Linked DNA regions of Homo sapiens: region 1 is linked to region 2. The links are chromatin contacts, found by Hi-C or POLR2A ChIA-PET in ENCODE. All regions are on one chromosome and are shown on one strand. Each heading gives the region's core, a stretch centred on a gene start or an enhancer-like site at or near the end of the contact. The rest is flanking DNA. Distances are from core to core; before and after follow the strand shown.

Region 1 (3,778 bases), core at 164-2,663, 45 kb before region 2:
ACTTATTTATACTTTTTAAATATTCCCTTTTTAGTAGTATGTCTAGGATTTAAAGTATACATTTTAAGATAATTTGAATTTGTATACATTTTAAGATAATTTGAATCCATTATCAAATAATTTGCTGTTTCATGTGTAGTGAAAGGACATTATAATAGTATATTCCTGTTTCCTCTTTCCCGTTTGTCATTATTTTCATATGTTTTACTTAGGTGTTTATATGTGCAATAAACACCTAATACATTGTTACTTGAATTGCTTTATCTATTTTCTTTTTTAATGTATCTACTAGATTTTTTTTTTTTTTTTTTTGAGAGGGAGTCTTGGTCTGTCACCCAGGCTGGAGTGCAGTGGTGCAATCTTGGCTCACTGCAACCTCTGCCTCCCAGGTTCAAGCAATTCTCCTGCCTCAGCCTCCCAAGTAGCTGGGATTACAGGCACCTACCACCATGCCCGGCTAATTTTTGTATTTTTAGTAGAGACGGGGGTTTCACCATATTGGCCAGGCTAGTCTCAAACTCCTGACCTTGTGATTGCCCGCCTCAGAAATTTTTAATTGCATATGTGGCTTCTATTATACTTCTGTTGAACAGTGCTGTTCTGGAACTCTAGCTATCATTTATATATCCCTACCTAACTTCTGTCATTTGTTTTTCAACCCTGTTTTTGATCCTGTTAAGTATAGCATGTTCCATTGTGAACTCTTCCTATATGCTGAATCAAAAAAGTATGTCCTACTTTTTATTCCTAGTATCTAGACTGATGGATTTCTAGGCCATTCCATAGCCGTGGAGGAAATACTAGAGTAGGATTGAAGTAGGAAGGGAAGTATGATATACTTTCTTAAGGCCCATGCAAATCATTTTTCCTGCTTTCCTGACATTTATTGTCTACACCAGAGTTTCCCAGTATGGTCTAGGGACTTTGTATTCATCACCCAGGAATCTAGGTGATGTTTATGTACACACTGCACATAACTGCGTTTGGCATTTATTGTCATGGCTTATAGTACTTTTAACTCAATCTCGTCTTCCCATTAAGTTGTGAGATTTTGTTTTGTTTTTTTTATTTGAGACAGAGTCTTGCTCTGTCGCCCAGGCTGGAGTACAATGACACAATCTCAGCTCACTGCAACCTCTGCCTCCTAGGGTCAACCAATTCTCCTGCCTCACTCTCTCCCAAGTAGCTGAGATTACAGGCACCCACCACCACGCCCGGCTAATTTATTGTATTTTTAATAGAGACAGGGCTTCACCATATTGGCCGGACTGGTCTCTAACTCCTGACCTCAGGTGATCCACCTGCCTCGGCCTCCCAAAGTGCTGGGATTAGAGGTGTGAGCCACTATGCCTTGCCCTTTTTTCAGTCATTGTGACTTTCACGTGTAGGTTTGGTTTTTAACATCTTTGCTGACTCACTTGGTTTACCCACGTGGTGTACCATCTAGTGGTAATAGAGAGTCACTTCATTCCACAAGGTTTAAATCTTGTAAGATAACTTGGAATGCTATTATAGGGCAACTTACCGAGATGGAAATTATCAATGAATTTTAAATGTATGTCTAACCAACATTAATATTATATCAAGTTTATGTTACATTGTTCTATATGTATAATTTGTCACACCCCAATATAATTTTAATTATTAGAAAGCTTTATAGCTAATTTAAACATAACATTTGTAATGTTCATGATTTGTTTTACATACTAGGCAAGGGAAACTGCTTAATAACAGAATAAATGACTGATTGTCCAATTTAGGGACTAGACAAGAGGCTGTAGTAGATGCCCTGAAGTAACATTGCCTAGTAAGAGGAATAAAACAAGTAGACAGATTTTGAAAGCATCATAACTGGAGGAGGGTTGTGAAAGGTTTCATGAGCAAAGATGATCCTTTCAAAGGTCATTTAATGGCAATGCTGTGAAAAGACAGTGGCCAAGGCATCCATTCTCAATGCAGAAGATTTACTAAGATCACGGGCCCTGGAGCCAGACTGTCCACGTTCAGATCTGCCACTTAAGAGCTGAGTGATCTTGGGAAGTTATATATCCTTTGAGTCTTAATTCCCCATTTCAACAGTGTCATTCTCTTTTCCTATAGGAAATCTAAGGATATAGTCAACAAAATGACTTTTCACAGTCAAAAATTTTGTGCTGATTCTGATGGCTTCTCACAGGAACTCAGAAATTTTAACCAAGAAGGTACAAAATTGGTTGAAGAATCTGTGAAACACTCTGATAAACTCAATGGCAACCTGGAAAAAATATCTCAAGAGACTGAACAGAGATGTGAATCTCTGAACACAAGAACAGTTTATTTTTCTGAACAGTGGGTATCTTCCTTAAATGAAAGGGAACAGGAACTTCACAACTTATTGGAGGTAATAACTTTGTAAGTGGAACTTACTTTGGGGAGAATAATAATCAGAAAGTTAAATATTCTTGGCTAAGAATAGATTTCAAAACAAATGATATTTTAAGCTATAATGACTTAAACTTTTAAGTATAATATTTGGTATGCTTACAGATGATCTCGTTTTGTGCTTTGTTATATGTCTTCTCAATCTTGGAATTAATTTAACATTTGTACAGTTTCTTTCCTGTATTTATCCTTGGTTTCTGACTTAGTAGTTTCTTCAAAGAAGGGCACCCTGTCTTTTGATATGTAATACCTTCCACTTATATATGCTTTTTTTTTTTTTTTTTTTGAGATGGAGTCTCACTCTGTTGCCCAGGCTGGAGTGCAATGGCACGATCTCAGCTCACTGCAACCTCCGCCTCCCAAGTTCAAGCGATTCTCCTGCCTCAGCCTCTCGAGTAGTTGGGATTATAGGCACCTGCCACCACACCCGGCTAATTTTTTTGTATTTTTAGTAGAGATGGGGTTTCACTATATTGGCCAGGCTGGTGTCAAACTCCTGACCTCATGATCCACCCGCCTCGGCCTCCCAAAGTGCTGGGATTACAGGCATGAGCCACTGCGCCCGGCCTATCTTTGCTTTTTACTTTTCTCCAAGTACATTCAAACCTATTATTATTTTAAGTATTTAGGTTATTGTTCTGGTAACTAAAGGATACTTGATAGGTTTATGGATTTGCTTGAACTTAACGCTTGCATGAGCCCTTTGTAACTTGGTTTTTTCTTTCTTTGCATTAATAGGATTTTACTAACATTCTCAGGAAGTAGGTACAAAGAATTAAAATTTTTAATCTATATAAGCTGTTTTCACTAAAAGGAACTAGAGTTTGTATACAAATAGCTAATTTCAGATTTGTGATAGGAAATGTATAATATATGAGCCTAGAGATCTTGTCATACCAGAGAGTAAGGAAGCTGTTAAAGATTTCTGAGGTTGTCAAAAGGTCTTAGTAGCCAACCTCCCCATCTTCAAAGGTGGCATAATTTGAGCATCAAAAAGAATAATGGCCATAATGGATTAAAACATATCAAATATATTAAAACTTACGAACTCATAAAAATTTCATAGGTCTCCTTTGGATCATGCTAGGGAAGCAACACATTGTCCTGAAAATGGGTAAAGAAGAAGAAAAAATTTAGCATCCATCTGTCTTTCCTAAAAGAACCATATCTTGGTTTAGCAGGGTAATGAAGAAAAGTGTTTCATTAGACTCTAAGCTAATAAAATGGAGAAGAAATGATAGAATTAATATATCACCAGTATGCAACTCTTAATAAAATAACCCCTGTGGATGTTAATGATGGCTTAAACCATTTGATCAAAAGCTGTTGGGGAACTTTATAATTAATAGGCTAACCA
Region 2 (3,378 bases), core at 595-3,094:
ATCCATCTAGTGCAAGTCTCCAGATATTCACAGCTATACATGCCCCCTCCAATCCCACCCCTTTCTTCATAGTCAGCCAATGTTCGTTATCCTTCCAGAGATAGTTTATATCATGGAGTAATATAAAAATTTATGATTTATATGTACTGTATAATAGAGCAATTATATTCTTACCTACCCCCAACATGCTTTAACTCGAATGATAGTGTAGTACACTTCTGAGTTTGTCTGGGCTTGTAGCTCTTGTCTGTCATTAGATTCTGAAAGATACCTATTAACAATACCCTAAAAAGATCAGGAGCCTTTAGGCCAAGTCTCAAACGTTTCAGATGAGAAAAACTCAGGGATGGTGACTTGACGGAAGTTGCATTAACTAACAACGCTCACATGCTATTCTCCGGACTTGGAATGTCCAAGCACCCTGGGCTTGCTGACACCCACTCACTTTTCAAACATCAATTCTTGGGAAGCTTTTCCCTTCCTTAATGTCCCCCAGATAGGTGATGTCCCCTTGTTACAGGTTTTAGACCATTATGTACATCTCCTTCCTAGCACATACATATATTAAAATTTGTTTCCTGTCTCCATGAGGAGAGGGACTACATCTGTCCTTTTCACTGCTGGCACACAGTAGTTGCTCAACAAAAATGTGCGAAGTGAAACTCGAACAGGCGGTCAGGCTCACAGTCCACGCCTCTTCCTACTGTGGTCCCGCTGTGTTTGGACAAATAGTTCCAAATTATAAACTTTAAAACCTGAGAAGTCTCAATAGAAAAAGCAGGGAAGTCTTTCCATTTCCATGATTAATGGAGGACCTTAGCAGAAACGGCTCACCGCGAGGTGTGACGACCGCAGGAGGGCGTCAATCAAGAAAATGCCCCCTTGCCCCGGAGGCGAGTGGAGCCGCACAGAGCCGAGGCCATACGGGCCAGCAGTACGGACTGCTTCAATAGAAAACACGTGCAAAACCAGAGAGCCAGACTGCGCACAGCTGCGACCCTCAAGAGCCAGCAGAAAAGACACGGAGCGGCCCCCACTGGATTGAAGACTGCACAGCCTCTGCCCGGCGCTGTAGGACCCGGGCCTCCCCTTGATTGCTGCTCGCAGCGGCTTCTGCCAGCATCCTCGCGGAAGTGGCTTGAGTCCGAGGCCTCCAAATGAAACCAGGTGGAGCGGCCAAGAGTCCGCAGCACCTGAACTCCAGCCATCCGAATCCCGCCGGGCCGCAGCTAAGGGCCGCCGAGCAGCCCTAGGAACCCAGGGCACTGTCCCGCTCTGAGCTCGGGAAACGGCCGGTGTGACAGCCAGCGCCACTGTTAATCCAGGGAGCGCACCCACCGAGGAGGCGTCTTAGGCCAGCGGCCTCTGCTCCCGCCGAGTCCCGCTGCTCCCCGCCTGGAAACAGCTGCTGCCACCCCGGGCCCAGGCCTGGACGGCGCCCCCGAATTTCGGCAGAGGTGCCTCGGGGCCGCGGACAGGGCCGCTGGAGCCCGCACTCCAGAAGGCGGTCTTCCTCGCGCCTCCCCCGACGGACGCGGCCCAGGGCTTCCCTCGAGGGCGTCCTCGGCCGGGGTGCCTGGAGTCCCCAGGGGCGACAGCCGCGGCGGGGCACCAGGGCGCCAGTTCCCCGGAGCCTGGTAGCAAGCGCGTCCCGGGGGCGGGGAGCTTGGCCGGCGGGGCGGGCCGGGGTGGGGGCGGGCGGCTGCTCTTGGGGCCCCGCGCCATTGGCCGCAGGGCCCGGCGGCAGGAAGGGGCCAGCGAGCGCGGCCCCACCCCGCGGCCGGCGGAGCCTATCGCCGGGAGCGCGGAGCGCGGATAAATGTAGCGCCGCGGCGCGGGCCAGCAGCTCTGCGAGGGGCCGGAGCGCGGCGGAGCCATGCAGTACCCGCACCCCGGGCCGGCGGCGGGCGCCGTGGGGGTGCCGCTGTACGCGCCCACGCCGCTGCTGCAACCCGCACACCCGACGCCCTTTTACATCGAGGACATCCTGGGCCGCGGGCCCGCCGCGCCCACGCCCGCCCCCACGCTGCCGTCCCCCAACTCCTCCTTCACCAGCCTCGTGTCCCCCTACCGGACCCCGGTGTACGAGCCCACGCCGATCCATCCAGCCTTCTCGCACCACTCCGCCGCCGCGCTGGCCGCTGCCTACGGACCCGGCGGCTTCGGGGGCCCTCTGTACCCCTTCCCGCGGACGGTGAACGACTACACGCACGCCCTGCTCCGCCACGACCCCCTGGGTAAGGCGGCCGGGCGAGGGTGGGGGCGAGGAAGCGCCACCCGGCAGGTGGCAGCGCCCGGGAGGCCGAGGGGGCGAAGGGGGCAGGCGGTAGACGGCTGTGGCAAAAGCGATGGAAAAGCAGCTGTCGGGCACGCGCGGGGACGGGAGGCGCGCGGCCGGGGCTGACCGCACCGTGACTCAGATTGGTTTTCCTGCACCTTGCAGGCGTCGGGGCGCGCGGGCCGGCGGTAGACCTCGCGGCGAGGGCAGCCGTGGACCGCGCGTGTTACCCGGGGTGGGGCTCCCTTAGCGGGAGGGACGGGGAAAGGGGCGTCGAGGCGCCCCTGGCCGGCCCCCGTGGGGCAGGGATCGCAGCCGGGCCCGGGTGGCTACGGGGCTGGACCTGGTTCAACAGGCTTGTGCAGTGAAAGAGCCTGACCCTTTCCGTTCATACAGGAAATCTTGAGTTCTCGATAGGAGTAAATCTGGTTTCAGAAGCTGTTAAGTGTTTTCCTGGCTGCATGAAGCAGACCCTTCCCCCGGAGTAGTGCACGCTGCTGATTATTTTATCGACATCCTCAATACAGACAAATTCAGGAAACACTCGACTTCTGATAGCCGGGATCCGTTTTTCTGATATTGTTCATTTCCTCTGTGTGGGATGTGACTTTATGGCAGCTAAAATAACCAGTTGCTTCCTATTTTTTTTCGAGGCTGTTTTGCACCAGTCTGAAGCCTGACGCAAGCAAAATCTCGAAAAAACAATGCTAGCTTTCAAAGCGTTGAGGTGCAGGCCTGCAGACGGACGGACGGACCGACCGACACTACTTTGGGAGTAGGAAGCAGCAGCTCCTGGTCGCCAGTTAGGAAGGGAAGCAGGGACACATAGGGCATATATTCCAGAACTTCGGGGCTTGTCCCCTCAATGTGCGGCCTAACAAATAAGCCGCCCGTGGTCCGCGCTGTGGGTGACCCTTGGCGCCTTCGAGGTCTGGAGCCCTAGGGTAAATAAGGAAACGGGGCGCCTCTAGAGTTTTAAATGAACTCTGTTATTGGAAGCTTCAGTAGGGACCCTGAAAACAATTAACGTCTTAATTAGCATTTTAATGTCTCCATTATTACGGCGCGGGCTCTAGCTCAGCCCTTTACCTTACCTTCTC

The links. Hi-C counts contacts between places; a loop is a spot of excess contacts on that map. ChIA-PET counts read pairs that join two places held with the same protein, here RNA polymerase II (POLR2A). Pooled maps may share reads with other maps.
Region 1: a pooled map shows a loop between it and region 2 (3-fold over the local background). The contact joins the enhancer-like site here to the promoter of HHEX in region 2. A Hi-C loop is called at or near these places in 2 of 50 pooled maps. POLR2A ChIA-PET finds 5 or more read pairs at or near these places in 3 of 52 experiments (Caco-2, H1 and HEK293T).

The regions. Positions count from the first base shown.
Region 1 is chr10:92,643,263-92,647,040 of GRCh38, forward strand. KIF11 (kinesin family member 11) reads left to right here. Exons shown (of 22, transcript NM_004523.4): 18 at 2,101-2,380. Among named protein-coding and RNA genes, the nearest start is that of HHEX, 45 kb to the right of the region's middle. Within about 2 kb of position 1,414, at least 3 of the 41 ENCODE cell types and tissues checked have a DNase peak (open chromatin) inside an H3K27ac peak, as active enhancers do.
Region 2 is chr10:92,688,111-92,691,488 of GRCh38, forward strand. It overlaps HHEX (hematopoietically expressed homeobox), which reads left to right and starts at 1,845. Exons shown (of 4, transcript NM_002729.5): 1 at 1,845-2,237. The coding sequence starts at 1,877. RefSeq lists silencers at 1,336-1,575, 1,646-1,965, 2,386-2,465, 2,476-2,625 and an enhancer at 3,156-3,378.